Linked DNA regions of Homo sapiens: region 1 is linked to region 2. Evidence: chromatin contacts called from ENCODE Hi-C data. All regions are on one chromosome and are shown on one strand. Each heading gives the region's core, a stretch centred on a gene start or an enhancer-like site at or near the end of the contact. The rest is flanking DNA. Distances are from core to core; before and after follow the strand shown.

Region 1 (5,035 bases), core at 400-2,899, 500 kb after region 2:
TTCTGACACACGTATTTATATTTGGAAAGAGACCAGCACCGAGCTCGGCACCTCCCCGGCCTCTCTCTTCCCAGCTGCAGATGCCACACCTGCTCCTTCTTGCTTTCCCCGGGGGAGGAAGGGGGTTGTGGTCGGGGAGCTGGGGTACAGGTTTGGGGAGGGGGAAGAGAAATTTTTATTTTTGAACCCCTGTGTCCCTTTTGCATAAGATTAAAGGAAGGAAAAGTAAAGTGTGTGTCTTTTGCCTGAGTCTTTGGGGTCTTCCAGGGAGAGATGCAGAGCCTGGCCTAGGTTGGCCTACCCGCCATCATCCAGCTTTGCCCCTGGCTCCTAGGAAAATGGGAAAGGCCGTTTCCGTTTCCCATTCATGAAATGGCAATAAGAAGGAATGGGAACCTCCTGAATCCAGATCAAACCCTCCAGTGCAGCCCCAGGACTCCCAGGTGAGGCTTCTGCCCCCATGTGGCCCCTGCCTGGCGCTGTACAGGGGCAGGATGAGTCACGGGCTGGGGATGGGGAGATGTGGAGCGTGGGTCCGGCTTCCTCCCTCGCACATTCAGATAACACTGCAGTGGGAGATAAGGAACAGGAAACGTTGGGATTGGGGTTGTCTGGCCCCTGAAATAAAGGAGGCTCCCTCCTGCCCAGGGTGAGACATTTCCACTCAGCCCCCAAAGAAAGGGAGTAGGGCTGTGGTTAACTGGCTTATTCATAAGGATGACACCACTGAGAATTCAGATGCTGCTCTCTAAGGGGCCCAAGGGATTTGGTGTCCAGACCAGCAAATATCAATTGAAACAAAGGGCTATGAGTGTGTCAAGGTGTGCAGGCTGAGGGACTGTGGAAGGAGGCACAGAATGTGGCCTTTCTTAGCAGAGTTCCACATCAGAGCTCACCTACATCTGCCATTCTGTTCTGCTGGCCTCTCAACTCCAGTGAATTCCAGGGGGCTTATGCACCCCGACCCCTGCCTTTGCAATGGGCCATGGGGGGAGAAAGCTCACCATTTGAGGCCCACAGTCCCTGCCCCCCTAACCTTCCTCGGTACGTGGCCCAGGGCCTGGCCTCTCCTGTCACTCCCCTCTCCTGTGGCTGGAGTCTGATCCCTTCCCACAGAGGAGGGGCTCCCTAGGGGCCTGGCCCAATCCACTACCTTCCAGACCTTCCATCTGGTGAGTGTAGGGAGGCGGAGGGATGGCGGGCCCTTTACCAGGTGTGACATAAGTGTAGCTGGAATGCAAGACAGCTTTTGGAAATGGCACAAGATGAGCTTTCTTGGAGTGCAGGAAAACCAGATCCCCAAGAATAGATGGAGCCATGCCAGGAGGGTGTGTTCTAGGCTGCACCGGGCCAAGGCCAGCACTTGGCCACAGCCCCAAAAGTATTCATTCAGCGGATCCTTGTGCATCCGTGAAACAGGCACTATTGTTAGTTACACTTTACAGATGAGGAAAAGTGTAACTAGAAGTGCCCAAACTCTCCTGCCCTGGGTCTGGGGACCCCTAACTCCAGCGTGTGGCAGCCACCCACCCCTGAGTTATACTGGCCCCGTGGATGGAAGCAGGTGAGACGCTTGGAGAGGGCCTAGAGGGCTCTGGGCACTGGATGGACCTGGAGCTTGAAGCTCAGCAGTCCCTGCATGGGGTCTGATTGTCTTTCATTCGGCGCATGCGTGCTGCAGCTGGCCCTTCCCCCTGCCCTCTGAGTTGCTGCAAAGAGCAGTCAGCCCCGGGGCTGCTGTCCCCAGGTGGAGCTGCTATCCCTGGGTGGAGCAGCCCGTGCCTGCCCTCCTGGGAAGCCTGGTGTTTCTCAACCTCGGTGAACATTTGACTCGACGGCGGCACTTAAAACAAAAACTGATGCCAGTACCTCAGCTTCAGACATTCTGATGTAACTGGTTTGCCATGGAGCCCAGGCAGGGTCTTTTTCCTTTCTTAGGTTCCATGGTGATTGTGAACCAGGGAGGGATAAGGCAAGAAAAAGGCCGGAGTCAGGACACCTGGGCTTGGATCCTTTCCCACCACTTCGTTTTCCATTGCCTGGGGCTATGCTGTCCACCTTCTCTGAGCCTGTTTTCCTCATCTGTCTATTGGGGATGTTATCAGCCTCAAATAGCAGGGTGGTATTAGTGTGAGACTAGATGTGAAGGTGCTTTGAAAACTAGGACTGTATAAAACGGGAGGGGTTACTATGGGGCCATTGTTGGGTCAGGTGTTTGCCAGACCTCACGCCCCAGGGCTGCCACCTTGTCCATTCTTTGAACTTTTCCAGAGGGCTTCTGAGGATGCCACAATCTCCTTGCCCATTTCCCCTCCATTACCCTTAGTGCTCTTGTACCCAACCCTCTGAAGAGGTAGCTTTTATGGGTGAGTGGGTGAGCAGCACCTCCGCTGTGGCTCTAGCTGCAGGAACCACACTCACTGATGTGCAGTGCAACCTAGAAACCTTTGCCGAGAGGAAGCATCATTGCATCCACGTGGGAAGATGGCTGGCTGGGCAGGGATCTTGAAGATGTCAAGCACATCTCTCACCTGGAACTAACTGTGCCTCTTTGAACGTTAAGCAAACACCGGGGCTATACTGCCACTGTGTGGCAGCATGCAGAACTGCAGCTGAGCCTACATCGGGCCCTTGGAGAGTCTGTTGCATTGAAGAGGAGTGGTCCAGAAGGAGTCAGCTGGAGACGTTGTTACCACTGGCCCTATCCCAGATCCCCTGAGTTAGAAGCTCGGGGAGGGGCCTGGGAGTCTGCATTGAAACTTGCTTCCTGTGTGGTTCTTATGGAGGACTGGTTGACTTCATTTATAGGATCCAGGGCAAAATAAAAATATGGAGTCCCTTATTCAGAAATTATTAAGAATGTCAAGACAGAAATAGCAGAACATTAAACTAAGTGTCAGCCTTGTATGACTGCATGGGTCATGCCCACGGGGCTATCCCTCTTCTTATGCTCTCTACATTTGGACAGTCACCACTGTCATCCCTGAATCTGTTTGATGTGTCTTGAATACTAACTACATAATAAGATGTGGTGGTTAAAAGCGTAACCATGGAGGTGAGGTAGTCTTTGAACAGAATCAGACTCTTGAGTTATGTGCCTTTGGACATATTTCTAACCTCTGTGAATCTCATTTACTTCCTCTTTAAATATTGGGATAGTTTCTATCTTAAAAGACTTGCTTTGAGAATATAAAATCATTTCTGTCACACGGTAAGTGCTGCCTAAATGTAGCTCTCGGCCTTGCATGGTGGCTTACGCCTGTAATCCTGGCACTTTGGGAGGCCAAGGCGGGTGGATCAACCGAGGTCAGGAGTTCAAGACCAGCCTGGCCAACGTGGTGAAACCCCGTCTCTACTAAAAAATACAAAAATTAGCCGGACTCGGTGGCGGGTGCCTGTAATCCCAGCTACTTGGGAGGCTGAGGCAGGAGAATCACTTGAACCTGGGAGGTGGAGGTTGCAGTGAGCTGAGATTGCACGAGCCTGGGCAACAGAGTGAGACTCCGTCATAAAAAAAAGAAAAAAAAAATAGCTCTCACTATATCCCAGGCTCGGTATTAGGATGTCAGGCTATGAAGATGATGAAGATGAAGAAGATTACAGCCTTTGTCCTGAAGGGCTGAGATTCTTGTGGAAGGAAACAGCCCCGACACCCAAAGATGGCCCTCCATGGATGGCGGTACCCCTCCAGTAGGGGATGTTGGGCAAGTTAGGAGAAATAGTTAAGTCTGGTGTCAGGGAAGGTGTCTCAGAGAGGGTGAAGGCAGAGTTGGAAGGAAGAAGCTGAGATTGGGGAGAGGAGCGGGAGGATGTACGTGCCTCATGCATGCATGTATGTGCAGGTGCGGGTGTTGGGGGCTGGGGTTCAGACAGAGGGAGCAGCATGCGCAGAGACTTTATCTTATTTTTATGTCTGTATTTATTTATTTTTAGAGACAGTGTCTTACTCTGTTGCCCAGGCTAGAGTGCAGTGGCATGATCATAGCTCACTGCAGCTTTGAGCTCCTGGGATCAAGCAATCCTCCCACCTACCTCATCCTCCCAAGTAGCTAGGACTACAGGTGTGCACCACCATGCCTGGCTAATTTTTATTTTGTAGAGACAGCGATCTCACTATGTTGCCCAGGCTGGTCTTGAACTCCTGGACTCAAGTGATCCTCCCACTTTGGCCTCCTAAAATGCTGGGATTACAGGAGTGCATCACCATGCCTGGCCGGCAAAACCTTTAAGTCACGAGCTGGACAATGAGCCTGGACACCGGCGCATGGTTGGGGATACATGTGGTGAAGGGAGGCGGCAGGTGGAAGAGGAACGAGAGGAAGAGGAAGCCAGGGCACATCAGGAACGACTTGGGGTGTGTTGCTGAGGGATTTGAACTCTGGACCAAAAGTTAAGTACCAAGGAAAGAAGTTAGGCAGAGGATGGGCATGATTGGTTTGGTGTTTAGAAAGTGAACTGGGCCAGGCACAGTGGGTCATGCCTATAATCCCAGCACTTTGGGAGGCCAAGACGGGTGGATCACCTGAGGTCAGGAGTTCAAGACCAGCCTGACCAACATGGTGGAACCCCATCTCTACTAAAATTACAAAATTAGCTGGGCATGGGGGCGCTCGCCTGTAATCCCAGCTACTCTGGAGGCTGAGGCAGGAGAATTGCTTGAACCCGGGAAGCGGAAGTTGCTGTGAACTGAGATTGCACCATGGCATCCCAGCGCAAAACTCCATCTCAAAAACAAAACAAAACAAAACAAAAAAACATGAACTGCAACTGTGATGTCCAGCGTGGAGGACAATACATGGTGTGGGATTGGGTGGAACATCCCTGCAGCAGGAATTGCAAGGATCCAGGGTAGAAGTGAGCATGATCTGAATGAACCAGGGCTGGGGAGATGGAGAGAAGGGCCGAGGGTGAGGGTGGTCCATGAGGTCACTGATTCCTAGCACCTGGTGGCTTATTGGATGGAAGGGGTAAATGAAGAGTCAGGACTGAGGCCGGGGGTTGGGCTTGGACAGCTGGGTGGATGCAGTGCCATTCT
Region 2 (5,219 bases), core at 1,325-3,824:
TTTCTTTTTGACTCATTTTAAATTATTAAACCTCAGAACCTGACAATCCAGGCTTATTTTATGCCTCATTTATCAGGACAAGTGGTCTCATTGTAACACAAAAATCAGTGTGTTTGGAATTGTAGAGAATACTTGCTGAAAGGGTGTGTTATCTGACATCGTAATTATGCACCATTGGCCTTTAAGGTGTTGTTCATCTTTCATGTGGGCGGACTGAGGCCCAGAGTAGTTAGGATGACTTTTCACAGATAATTGCAAATATGTGAAAGACTCTGGATCAAATTCCAGAGAGCCAATTCTTGGCCTCTGTGGCTTAAACCTTTTTACTGGTTGTGTATATTTCATTGGATGGCACAGCACCACCCTGAAGTTTACATCTTAATATAATGAAACTCAGCAGCCAAATAATTTAGATGAAATCATTGAAATAGAGATGAAAAGAAAAAATAAAAAGCACATGACGTAGAAACTAAAGACCATTATGCACACATAATCATTTTAAGTATTTTCATTTTTCAGCGACTCTTCCTAAAAGGCTTTCATCTATTCTTACCCAGCCTTTAAAATCCTTTTAAGTTCCTGTCAATCTGTATCAGAATATCCCTAATTACAGGATATAGCTCTTGTAAAATGTAGCCTGGCTATCCATTAAGAAAGAGAAATGTGTGGTAGCATAAAAATGAAAGCATGTTTGCTGTAGTTACATTCTGTTAACTGAAAAAAATCACAAGATCTATAAATTTAGAAAAAGAGAGCTTTATTTCTTATAAAGGGTTACAGCTTGCAAGGTGGAAATAGCAAGGCCAAGTGGACCCTAGATCGCATATAAGTTACAGTAAGTATTATTATCCCCATTCTACTGATAGATAAACTAAAATTGGAGGAGATACATTTTCCCCAAAGATCACATAGGAATTCAAACGCATGTCTCTTTCAAATACTGGATTTTTTACTTAGCCATACTGTTTCTTTTGATTCCTAATGCCTTCTTTTCCTACACTTTTTAAAACAACATTATAGGGTCACATATCTGAAACCTTGTGCCTGTTGATAGGACTTTTGATGAAAGCCTGGGAAAGGCTATTCCTAGTCTATTCAAAGGCTGGGAAACATGGCCTCCAGCCAAAGCCCAGAGACAGGCACTATGAAGGAGGGTTTGGGGTAAGAGCATTATTGCTGACCTGATTGACTAAACATACATATTCAGCAGGTTACAGGAGGAGCTATGAATATTCATGAAGGTGGTCCTGATGCATGAGTATTAAACATGCATGTTACGTAATACCCATGTTCACCTTGCAGGGAAGACTTGACATTTAAATATTACAGTTAGACCCTGTACATCAAAAGGTCTTTTCAGGACACAGCATGCAAATGTGCCATCTTTGTAAAACCCACTAGAACCAGTCCGTGGTTGGTGGTCTTCTTATCAGGAGAAAGTTACCGAAATCACTCTCTTGTCCAATCAAAGCTGTAGTTATGGCTGGTGGAACAAGAGTTCAGTAAGTCAGCATCTGGTAGAGCTGCAAATTGTTTTAAAAACAATATTGCTTATCCCAAGGCCAGTGCTTTTTTAGCTGCTTAAGAAAAAGAAAAACCTTTTGGCAGTTAGAACATAGTTTATTCTTTAAGTTTAAGGGGTGCGACTTAACCCTTGCCTGGCATGGCCTTAGGTCCTGTTTACTACAGTTTGTTCTCTCAGTCTTATGATACCTATTTTAAAATTAATGCTGGAAGGTTGTGTCTAAATTGCAAAAAGGAGGGGTATAATGAAATGCACCTGGCCGGGCGCAGTGGCTCATGGCTATAATCCCAGCACTTTGGGAGGCTGAGGTGGGCAGATCAGGAGGTCAAGAGATTGAGACCATCCTGGGCAACATGGTGAAACTAAAAAAAAAAAAAACAAACTTAGGTGGGCATGGTGGTGCGCACCTGTAGTCTCAGCTACTTGGGAGGCTGAGGCAGGAAAATTGCTTGAACCCGGGAGGCGGAGGTTGCAGTGAGCTGAAATCGTGCCACTGCACTCCAGCCTGGCGACAGAGCAAGACTGTGTCTCAAAAAAAAAAAAAAAAAAAAAAAAAAAAAAAAAGATGCACTTGACCCCTTGTCGTGTCATGACCAAAAACTCAGTTAAGGTTTTCTGGGATCCCCTTTGTCAAGAGGGGGTCCATTTCATCAGTGGGGAGCTTAGGATTTCTAGTTTACATTTCTCAGTGAGCACCTGAATTTCTTCCTGAGAGCTTTTTAAAAAGTCCTTATGAAATATATGACAGTGTTCCTGTTTTCTCCCAGTGTTTTGTTTTCTCATGCTACATAGGAAAGTTGCTTCCCTTAAATGTGCTGAGTAATTTTTCTCTTTTTATATTAAAAATGGAAAGAATAATTTCCCATCTGGCTGAAAATGGAATTCATGAAGGCTTTCTCAGCATCATAACTAGATGAGCCCAGAGTCCATTCAAGCCTTTACTTAATATACTAAATCACTCCTGATACCAGTCTTCTATGAAGGAGAGAGAGAGAGAGAGAGACACTTTTAAACCATGAGATATCAAAAGAACTCACTGTCACAAGAACAGCAAAGGGGAAGTCCTCTGCCGTGATTCATTCACCTCCTACCAGGCTCCTCCTCTAATTTGATATGAGATTTGGGCGGGACACAAATCCAAACCATATCATTTCAGCTTGCATCAATGACTTGGGCCATCAGTGCAACAAGGCAGGTGCTCACAATTGGTTCCGATGGAAATGCAGAACTCTTGGGTGCTTAGGAGAAAGGGCCTGCAGCTTGCTCTTAGAATTCACCCTTGCAGTAAGTGCTAATGAGTATGATTTGTGAGACAGAGAGCAGTTCAAGGATTTACTCATGGCAATTTGGTTCTTTCTTTCCACCTCCTGTTAAATTCTGCAGTTCTTCCTTCCATGGTAGGTCATTGTCATGTCATGTAGGGTATTGTACTTGGTTCTCCTTGAATTGGGCTGTCTTCAAGATTGCTCCTTAAGCCCAGCTGGTTGAAAAAGGAAACCGGTTTCAGATTGTGCTGATGTGCAAACTGCTTTAATCAATGACTTGAAGTGACTGCTGGTGGCAAACAACAGACGCTCTTAACCAATTAAGATATTTAGGAAAGGATGTTAGGCTTTTGTTAAAATAGTCACTAATGAACTGAAATGTGTTAAGAGGAGCCAAGAAACAGCTAGGAGTTCCACTTAAATGCAATAAAAGTGTTTGGGTCCTCCCCTTTCAAATTGCATGCCCAAGGCAAAAAATATGCTGACACAGAAAGAAGTGGCAAGTGTAATTTGGTACAGTTAGCCTGTCAGATCCATGCGTGTCTACATAAAACCTAGAAAAATGTCGTGCTTGCTTCTTTGGCCAGAAAAGGGAAGGGAGTTTAATTCCTTTATAGAACAGTTTCAGCAGGGCTGGAGAATATTACCAGCTTAGATGTCTTTGGAAATGGGAGAAAATTTAACTTGTTTTTAGAGGTTCCTTATGTTTTAGAGGTTGGAGAAAAATCTTCAGTTAATAGTCATAATTAAAGGCCCGTTTTTATTTTCCTCTGTCAGATTAAACTACTGAAATCTGTAGTTATCTGTTCATGTCTCTCAGTGGTAATGAGGCTCAGCCATAACACTCAGGATAATATGGTATTTCATTGGTAGCCATTTGAAGTCAGGAGCCATTGCTCATATAAGAACTACTTTTTTACAATTCCCTTGCTCTTGGAATCCAATAATGTTTTCTTGGGGCATTGAGAGTAAGATACACTGTCTAAGTTTTCATACTTATTCTGTGATAGAAACATCTAGTTTCTCTCTTCTGTCTGTGGTAAATCTCTACAAGTCTCTTAGATAAATTGCACTTATTAATTCTACTTTTTAAAATAGCTTTATTGAAGTAAAATCTTCTACTATAAAATATACTGGTAAGTATAATTTGATGATCTTTTGTAAATTATAGAGTTGTGAAATTATCACCACAGTTCAAAGAACATTTCTCTCACACCCAAAAATTCCTGGGACCTGTTCATAGTCAGTTTGGGTCTGGAGTGCACACAGGTGGTGGGAGGTTGCAAGGTGATGCTGGCCTACATGACTTGTTCTGATAATCCTGAGTTATTGCACCATCTGTTGAATGGGCTGGCGCCATCTTGGGCCTGACGAGTTGTAAATTAGCTGCAGCCTTCAAGTAATAACCCGGTGGTGGAACATTCTATAGATACCTGGATTGTCTCTGGAACTTCTAAGCAAACATAATTAGACAAGCTAGCAATGCAGTGGAGTGTCTGGTGGAAAGGAGGAGAGTAAAGGTTGTTATTTCATAACTAAAAAGTTAATACAAAGGGCCTCAGAAGGAAAAGTTTAAGAAAAAAAGACTAAAAAATAGAATACTCGGATACACTCCAACTTTGTTCTTTTCTAAAAATGTTTTAACTACTCTATGTCATTTGCGTTTCCATGGAAACTTTAGCATCAGCTTTTCTTTTCTTTTTTTTTTTTTTTTTGAGACAAAGTCTCACTCTGTCACCCAGGCTGGAGCACAGTGGTGCGATCCTAGCTCACTGTAGCCTCCACCTCCCGGGTTCAAGTGATTCTCGTGCCTCAGCCTCCTGAGTAGCTGGGATTACAGGCATGAGGTACTACGCCTGGCTCATGTTTGTATTTTTTTAATAGAGACAGGGTTTCGCCATGTTGACCAGGCTGGTTGAACTCCTGACCTGAGGTGATCAACCTGCCTTGGCCTCCAAGTTTTGGGATTACATGCGTGAGCTGCCGTGCCTGGCCCAGCTTTTCAATTTATATGAAAAACCCACTGGTATTTTGATAGGGATTTTATTGAGTCTATAGAAGAGTTAAGGGAAAATTGCCATTTTAATAATACTGAGTTATCCATGAACATGGAATAGTTACTCATTTATTTAGATCTTATTTTTTCTCCATAATGTTTTATAGTTTTTAGTGTACAAGCTATACAGCTCTTTTATTAAATTTATTGCCAAGTATTCTTTTTGATGATGTTGTGAGTGGAATTGTTTTTTAATTTTATTTTTGGATTATTTGTTGCTGGTATATAGAAATGAAATTATTTATTTATTATATCTTGCAACCTTATTAAACTTATTAGTTCTTGTGGTTTTTTAAATATACTTCTTAGGATTCTCTACATACAGGATCATATTGTCTGCAAATAAAGAAAGCTTTACTTCTTCTTTTATAAC

What was found. Hi-C counts contacts between places; a loop is a spot of excess contacts on that map. Pooled maps may share reads with other maps.
Region 1: a map with no recorded cell type shows a loop between it and region 2 (4-fold over the local background). The contact joins two enhancer-like sites. A Hi-C loop is called at or near these places in 1 of 168 maps with a recorded cell type or tissue (CD8-positive, alpha-beta T cell), 6 of 37 single-sample maps with no recorded cell type and 9 of 50 pooled maps.

The regions. Positions count from the first base shown.
Region 1 is chr2:216,664,207-216,669,241 of GRCh38, forward strand. It overlaps IGFBP2 (insulin like growth factor binding protein 2), which reads left to right. Exons shown (of 4, transcript NM_000597.3): 4 at 1-230. Among named protein-coding and RNA genes, the nearest start is that of IGFBP-AS1, 28 kb to the right of the region's middle. Within about 2 kb of position 1,650, at least 10 of the 41 ENCODE cell types and tissues checked have a DNase peak (open chromatin) inside an H3K27ac peak, as active enhancers do.
Region 2 is chr2:216,167,982-216,173,200 of GRCh38, forward strand. The region is part of intron 16 of XRCC5 (X-ray repair cross complementing 5); the gene reads left to right. Among named protein-coding and RNA genes, the nearest start is that of LINC01963, 46 kb to the right of the region's middle. Within about 2 kb of position 2,575, at least 3 of the 41 ENCODE cell types and tissues checked have a DNase peak (open chromatin) inside an H3K27ac peak, as active enhancers do.